Linked DNA regions of Homo sapiens: region 2 is linked to region 1. The links are chromatin contacts, found by Hi-C in ENCODE. All regions are on one chromosome and are shown on one strand. The core of a region is the stretch at or near the end of the contact, and the rest is flanking DNA. Distances in the headings are between cores, read along the strand shown.

The links. Hi-C counts contacts between places; a loop is a spot of excess contacts on that map. Pooled maps may share reads with other maps.
Region 2: a map of right cardiac atrium shows a loop between it and region 1 (5-fold over the local background). The contact joins the enhancer-like site here to the promoter of TCP11L1 in region 1. A Hi-C loop is called at or near these places in 1 of 168 maps with a recorded cell type or tissue (right cardiac atrium), 1 of 37 single-sample maps with no recorded cell type and 9 of 50 pooled maps.

Annotation. Positions count from the first base shown.
Region 1 is chr11:33,037,735-33,041,757 of GRCh38, forward strand. It overlaps TCP11L1 (t-complex 11 like 1), which reads left to right and starts at 1,838. Exons shown (of 10, transcript NM_018393.4): 1 at 1,838-2,058. RefSeq lists enhancers at 1,241-1,788, 1,509-1,858, 2,339-2,658 and a silencer at 1,839-2,238.
Region 2 is chr11:33,327,823-33,331,845 of GRCh38, forward strand. HIPK3 (homeodomain interacting protein kinase 3) reads left to right here. Exons shown (of 17, transcript NM_005734.5): 3 at 688-811. Among named protein-coding and RNA genes, the nearest start is that of KIAA1549L, 46 kb to the right of the region's middle. Within about 2 kb of position 2,094, at least 2 of the 41 ENCODE cell types and tissues checked have a DNase peak (open chromatin) inside an H3K27ac peak, as active enhancers do.

The DNA of each region.
Region 1 (4,023 bases), core at 588-3,087:
ATTCTCCTGCCTCAGCCTCTCCAGTAGCTGGGATTACAAGCGCCTGCCACCATGCCCAGCTAATTTTTGTATTTTTAGTAGAGACGGGGTTTTGCCATGTTGGCCAGGCTGGTCTTGAACCCCTGACCTCAGGTGATCCGCCCGCCTCGACCTCCCAAAGAGCTAGGATTACAGGCGTGAGCCATTGCACCCAGCCATATTAATCTTTTAAGGAAGGTTCTAGCCTGCTTCCCCAGGGAGCTTTTAAAACTTGTCTGGCATCACCCTCCCCGGAGTTTTGGATGATACTTTTCCAACCCCTGCCCCTGAGATTCCAAGTTGTATTTGTAGTCAGGGCTGAAAAACACTAGAGACTTAATGGTACGAGTTTAGACTCAGAAGAACTGCATGTTTTCTTTGCAGATCTTTTTTTTTTTTTTCAGACGGAATCTCACTCTGTCACCCAGGCTGCAGTGCAGTGGTGCGATCCCGGCTCACTGCAACCTCTGCTTCCCGGATTCAAGCAATTCTCCTGCCTCAGCCTCCCAAGTAGCTGGGATTACAGGCATATGCCACCATGCCCGGCTAATTTTTTTGTATTTTTAGTAGAAACGAGGTTTCACCATATTGGCCAGGCTGGTCTCGAACTCCTGACCTTGTGATCCACCCACCTCCGACCTCCCAAAGAGCTAGGATTACAGGTGTGAGCCACCGCGCCCAGCCATTCTTTGTAGATCTTAACAGTTCCATTTAGTTGAGTATCTTAAGGGTTTTTGGTGTTTTTTCCTCCAAAAAGTGAATCTTCACCAGAGAACTTCTGTTTTTGTCTTTTTTTTTTTTTTTTTAAAGCAAAGACTTTAATGTGCAAGTTAGTAAATGGTTTGAGGGTCTGGTATTGCACTCGGCCTTCAATACGTTAGCAATAACTACCCACATGTGATCTATTTAGAAGCAGTGTTTGAAAGCACCAATGTCACCCCATCTGCTTTTTTGTAGTTTTTTTTTGTTTGTTTGTTTTTGAGACAGAGTCTCGGTCTGTCTCCAGGCCGCAGTGCAGTGGCGCGATCTCGCCTCACTGCAACCTCCGCCTCCCAGATTCAAGCGATTCTCCTGCCTCAGCCTCCCGAGTAGCTGGGACTACAGGCGCGCGCCACCACACCCAGCTAATTTTCGTATTTTTAGTAAAGACGAGGTTTCACCATGTTGGCCAGGATGGTCTCGATCTCTTGACCTCGTGATCCGCCCGCCTCGGCCTCTCAAAGTGCTGGGATTACAGGCGTGAGCTGCTGCGCCCGGACTAACTTTTTTTTAAAGCTGAGGAAATGAGAGAAGGGGAATAAACTTTGTGTAGCTACAAACAGGATGGCAAAATTAAATTTCAAAGAACGGGCGGGGAAGGTTTCAGATGCAATGGCTTCTTATTCCTTCTTTTGACTGACCCGCGCCTTCTCCGCCTCCCTTTCTCCTCGCGTCACCCGCACCAGCGGCTGGGATGCGGCGCGCGTTCCGTCTTTCCGTATGGAAACATGGCGCCTAGGGGCGGGCCATCCCCAGCTTCGAGCCACCGCCAGCTGAGACTCATCGGCGGGCACTCGGCCATGCCTCTCGCGTTTCCGTACGAAAACATGGCGCCTCACTGCGTGCGGCGGGCGACTCTTGGCTGGGAGCCACTGGCCACGGAGCCCCCTGAGCGGTCATCGGCCATGTTTTCCACCTCTCCCTGAGGAAACACGGCGCCGCCCAGCTGCGAGTCACCGCTTACTGAACCCCTTCGGCAAGCAGGGGAAAGACCCTCCCGCCTTTCCGTACGAAGACATGGCGCTGCCCTATATTGGGCTGGCGCCTCCCGGCCAAGAGCAGTCTCCTCCTTCCTGATGCTGAGAAGCGGCCGCTCTGACCGCTGCCCACCCGAGTCGGGCTGGGAGGACCGCCCGCCGCGTGGCGAGGGATGCGGCCTCGGAGGGGCAGAGGCTGAACCGCCCCTGCCTGCCGCGCATCCCTCCGGCTTCCGCCGCGGCGCCAGCCCGCGCCTGATTCGCGGCGGGAGCGGCAGGAGGGAGAACGCCGACTCCGTGGCAGGTGAGAGCGGGAGCTGGGGCGGAGGCTGGCGGGGCCCGTCCGGGAGGCGCGCGGTCCAAGTCGCAGGCATCTCTTCGCCTCTTCCCGTCGGATCCCATCCCGGGATGTCGGGGGCAGGCGAGGAAGAGGCGGGGTCCGCGGGCGGGTGGAGCTCACCCCTCGAGGCTGTCCTCTCGGCGCGCCCGCGTCCTCCCCTACTCCCGGCCCTGCCACTCCCTCGCTGGCCTGAACAGCTGTTTACAACGGAATCCGGACGCCGGGCGCGAGTGGAGCTCAGTGCCAGAGGAGGGGATTCCCGGCGCCGGGGGACAGAGCCCCTTTTTTCTTTTGCCGAAAGACCCTTTCTGCTGGGGAGCCTCTTGTGTCCAGCCTAGGCCCGCGTGCAGCGCCGACGGATGACCGTCTTCTTGGCAAGTGCGAGGATCCTCCTCCCCTCGGCTCTCTTTTTAGACACAGTGGGGGTTGAATGGATGCGCGCGATATAAGCAAATTAAATGGTTCGTGGCCGCATCCTAGAGCCCTTTAATTAGAGTTACCATTTGTAGAAGGCCTGCCGTGCACAATCCCTCGTTTCATCTCCCCCCAAACCGAGCAGGTAGGTAGCTGTGTTTTACAGAGGAGGACACTGAAGTTACACAGCTAGTAAAGAGCCAGAATTGGGGCCCAGGTATGTCTGAAACCAACGCCCAGCCTCCCAGATACAGTGACATCACAGAGATGACGTAGGGATTCATCTCTATCAACAGATACTTGTGGGTGTCTATTTGGGGGATATACAGATGGAGCATAAGTGGGGAATATGACTGGTCCTGGCTCTTAAGAAGTTCGAAATCTAGGTGGGGAATTTTAAAATAAAAACTAGCACTTTTACCATCTGGCCCCAACGCATCTTTCCATCATCTCTAGCCACTTCCTTTTCTCATTTTCTTGTGCCTTGGCTTCTGCCCTCTGAGTGAAATGCCCTCCTTTTCACCTCCTCTCCCCCTCCTCTCCCCCTCCAGACATGTTTTAACTAGGTGAAATCCTACTCCTTTTAAAGATCAGTTCAAATGTCATCTTTTCTGGGAAGGTTTTCTCAATCTCCTCCCAGGCAGAGTTAGTTTCTTCCTCTGCTATATTCCCTGGGCAATTTCATAATGCCACTTAAGTTTCATTATGGCTCCTTGTAAGCCTGTCTGCCTCCCCCTCTAGACTATGTATTTGCATCTTTCTATTTAAATAAGCACGCTTTGAATTGAATTTAAGGCAGTGACAAATGCCAAATGTCAACTAGCCAGCCCTGCAGGAGTTGAGAAAGGTGCAATCACTGGTGAGGTCCGGGAAGTGTCCTGGGAAGAGACAGGACTTGAACTCAATCTTAAGGATGGGGTTAGTTTACTAAGCTGAGCATTAGAGACCTAGAAATCCTCCCTTTCCTCCTCACTGCACAGAATGAATTACTTCATCCCTCCTGGGCTCCTTCTCAGCATGTGAAGATAATAAAATTAGCAGCGTTTTGTTTGTCGTTTCTCACAGAATATGCTGGTAATGTTATCCTTTGGATCTTGGAGCATTTCCTGACCCTAATAGGATTTAGGACACAGAGGAGATGGGTGTCTCCAGTGGGGTGTTGGAAGCTAAGATGGGTCTCGAAAGGGAAAATACATGAAAACAACTTTCATATTAATACAGGCCTGGGCCAGGTGCAGTGGCTCACGCCTATAATCCCAGCACTTTGGGAGGCTGAGGCGGGCGGATCACTAGAGGTCAGGAGTTCGAGACAAGCCTGGCCAACATAGTGAAACCCCATCTCTACTAAAAATACGAAAATTAGCGAGGCGTGGTGGTGGGCGCCTATAATCCCAGCTACTGGGGAGGCTGAGGCAGAAGAATCCCTTGAACCTGGGAGGCAGAGGTTGCAGTGAGCTGAGCCGAGATGGTGCCACTGCACTTCAATCTGGGGAACAGTGCAAGAGTCTGTCCCCA
Region 2 (4,023 bases), core at 844-3,343, 290 kb after region 1:
AATCTTCTCAAGGGAAATCCATATGAAGGTGCAACATAATTTATCTAGGAATAATATGTTTCTTGGAGTACATTTCCCAAATGACCAAACACTTTTAAGTGCTGAAATGCTTTTTAACTATGTTGTTATATGCTGTATACTTGTCTGCCTTTTAAGACAGAATACACTGAATTTAGTTTAATCTCTTGGATGACTAATGGCTCCAATTAGGTAAATATTTATTACTGTATTCTGAAGTAATATCTAGGTCTAGATTCACTTTTAGCCTTTGAGGATTTTGCTTTGTTTTTGTTTTCTCTCTCAATGTCTGGTTTTCAGTTCTGCTGATGTCATAGTATGTATTTAATAGTTTGCCAGTTCTCTTCCTATTGTGTTATTTCTGATCTGCTGTAGTCTTAAAAACAAGATGTATGTTTTTCCTTTTTCAAAAAATGTTATGTTAGTAAAACTATAAGGGAAAAGGATTACAGTGGAAGAGACTTTATTATAGAAATGTTGTACTCATAGTACCCCTTTCAGATTAATTCAGGATTATGTCTAGGTTTCAAAGAGTTCTGAAATAGTGAAGAGTTCCTATACATAGAATGTGATACCTCTGTCATTTTACCAACTTCCTAGAATGCCAGTTGAAATTAGGTAATTTTAGAGAAAAACCACCCTGATTTTTGTTTTAATTTTAAATTTCAGAGCTCCAGAGATTATATTGGGGTTGCCATTTTGTGAAGCCATAGACATGTGGTCATTGGGATGTGTGATTGCAGAATTATTTCTTGGATGGCCGCTCTACCCAGGAGCCTTGGAGTATGATCAGGTAACAAATAATGATAATCTAATAGAATTGGTAAAAAGTAAAGAATAATAACAGACTTACAGGAACACATGGCTGCAGGTGTACAATACACTGGAAAGTCTTTTTAACATAAAGTGGCAGAATCTGGGATCTTGTAGAATTGATTTTGAAAACTGTTTTATAATGCTGAAGTAAGTTTTCATAAAGTTACAGCCTATAGAATCTCAAAACCAGTTTTGTAAAATTATTGGGAAAATTTTATACTGTAAACATATAAAAGGTTGGATTGTGTGTCCATTTAATTAATTGTGCTTTGCTTGGGTGACAAACTTTGATGTGTGAAACGTCAGCCCCTCCCAAGGCATAAAAGCTCCTAAAAGGCGTTATAACTTTTGGTCTTAAACCAACTGCCATTATTGGTGTTTTAAATACCTCAGTAACTTGAACTCTTCTCAGTCTTTTTAGCTGTTTTGAGTGGTGCTGAAATTCTCTTTTAGCACTGTTTAATGATTCTCGGTAGAATTCAGCAAATTACCTTATTAAGCACACTTTTCATGGTAGTTTTCAGGTATATTCATTAGCCTTTCTGTACTATTAAACAGTGTTGTGTGCTAGTAGTCTTAAATATTAATACCAAGATTATTTTTTGGAGAAACTGCCATCTTATTTATTATTCTTTGAGTATCTTTGAGATAATGTACTCAACTCATTCTAATAGAAAATGCTAGTCAAAATCAACAAAGTAGTTACATTAATTTTGTCATTCTGATTAGTGAATATTTTTATTTAGATGATATTTAACTTTCAAGCAAGAAAAAATAGAAAATAGAAGAATTTAAAGCACCTATTACATAATCATGATTATAGCCTTGTATTTTAGGGCTATTTTCTCTATCAAGAGGAAAAAGAGAGGTAATTAATTTAGGTGACTTAAATGTTCCTGAGATGACTCTGTCATTTAATACTGATTATTAGATTAGATGTTATCATTGACTTTAATCTCTTGTCATCATCCATGAACCTTCCCTTTTAGGTTAGGTTTTCCATATTCTCTACCTTCCCTCCTCCATGTTCAGAATTCCACTGGGTTTCTGTAAAATTTTCCATACATCCTGTCTTCTTTCAGCTTTCTACCCAATTACTAGCTTTGATACAGATGCAAGACTACCGTCAGTTCTGAACGAGTTAGTAATTGAATCAGAGTCCCATAATCCTTTAGCTGTTGGAATACTGAGGCACCAGTAAAATGCTAGAAATACACCCTTGGCTTTGTAGATTAGCCTATGGCATGCATACCGCCCTGGAGCAGGACACCCTCTAGTGGCAATTTCAAGTTGATTTGTTATTATACTCGATTAGGACTTCACAGTTCATCTTGGACAACTGATATTAGTATTGAAAAGGACCCCAGAGATTACCCAGTAACTGCCCCCTTTTCATTTTATAAAGGAGAAAACTGAGGCCCAGAAAAATGAATTCACTTGTCAAAAGTCACAATAGTAATTTTAAAGACAAAGCCTTGACCAAAACTCAGTTTTTCTAAATTTTATAATGAATGTTTGTTTTTTTTAAACTAAACTTGGAACAGGTATTATCTGATCCAGATTGACAATGTTTTCAGGATGTATATTACCAAAGGGATTAAAAAAAGTCATTGGCCCTTGGCATATAGCATCAATAGTCTCACAGTTCAGTGGGGTTTTTTTGTCTTTGTTTGTTTTTCTTTTTTCTTTTGAGATGAAGTCTTGCTCTGTCGCCCAGGCTGGAGTGCAGTGGCGTGATCTCAGCTCACTGCAACATCCGCCTCCCGGATTCAAGCGATTCTTCTGCCTCAGCCTCCTGAGTAGCTGGGATTACAGGCACACACCACCATGCCCGGCCAATTTTTGTATTTTTAGTAGAGATGGGGTTTCACCATGTTGGCCAGGCTGGTCTCGAACTCTTGACCTTGTGATTTGCCTGCCTCAGCCTCCCAAAGTGTTGGGATTACAGGCGTGAGCCACTGTGCCCCGCCCACAGTTCAATGTTTTAAAATATTTTACAAAATACATGAATGCAAAGCAAATAAATTGTAGTGATTTTGTGGGCGTCTTTGTTTTGGCCCTAATCTGGGACTTTAAGCTCATTTTCAAGCATGGTATTTGTTATAAAGGCTTTGATAAATTTTGATAATTTTTTTTTTTTTCCCTATCAGTCTTAACTTGGTTTAGGACTTTCAAGTGCTTTTTTTTTTGCACTTGTTAAAATGTTCACATATGTTTTTCTTTTTTCTTTTTCTTTTTCTTTTTTGAGACAGGGTCTCACTCTGTCGCCCAGGCCTGAGTGCAGTGGTTCCATCTCGGCTCACTGCAACCTCCGCCTCATAGGTTCAAGCAATTTTTCCACCTCAGCCTCCTTAGTAGCTGGGACTACAGGTGTGTGCCACCATGCCTGGCTAATTTTTTATTTTTAGTAGAGATGGGGTTTCATCATATTGACGAGGCAGGTCTTAAACTCCTGATCTCAAATGATCCACCCACCTTGGCCTCCCAAAGTGTTGGGAATACAGGCAAGAGCCACTGCGCCTGGCCACATATGTTTCTCAGAACAGCTTTAGTCTGTTTATTAATGTGTTTGACTTTCATAGATTTTCCCCATCTCGCTAGATTGTGATCACCTAATGTTAGGATGTGAAAGGGCCACCAGTAGGGTATGTCTCTCTCTATTATCTGTTCCTTATTCCAGTAATCAGCTGCCTAGATATACTTGGACACCCCAACTGGGGAGTTGGTATTTTTTTTAGACAGGGTCTCAGTCTGTCATCTAGGCTGGAATGCAGTGGCATGATCATAGCTCACTGCAGTCTTGAACTACTGGGCTCGAGGAATCCTCCTACCTCAGGCTGTGCCCAGTAGCTGGGGATACAGGTGTGCACCAGCATGCCTGACTCATTTTTAATTTTTTGTAGAGATGGGGTCTCTTTCTCTATGTTGCCCAAGCTGGTCTCAAAGTCCTGGGCTTAAGCCATCCTCCCGCCTGGACCTCCAGACATGCTGGGATTACAGGTGTGAGCCACTGCACCTGGCCTGGCAGTTTTTTTCTAATTATTATTTTTTGCCTTACAGTGGCAGTGCAGTGGGCAATAGTAATATTAACTAATTAATGCTTACTGAGCTCTTTTATGTACTAGGAACTGCTGTTAACACTTTATATTAACTCATTTAATGCTCGTAACAACCCTATGAAGTACACAC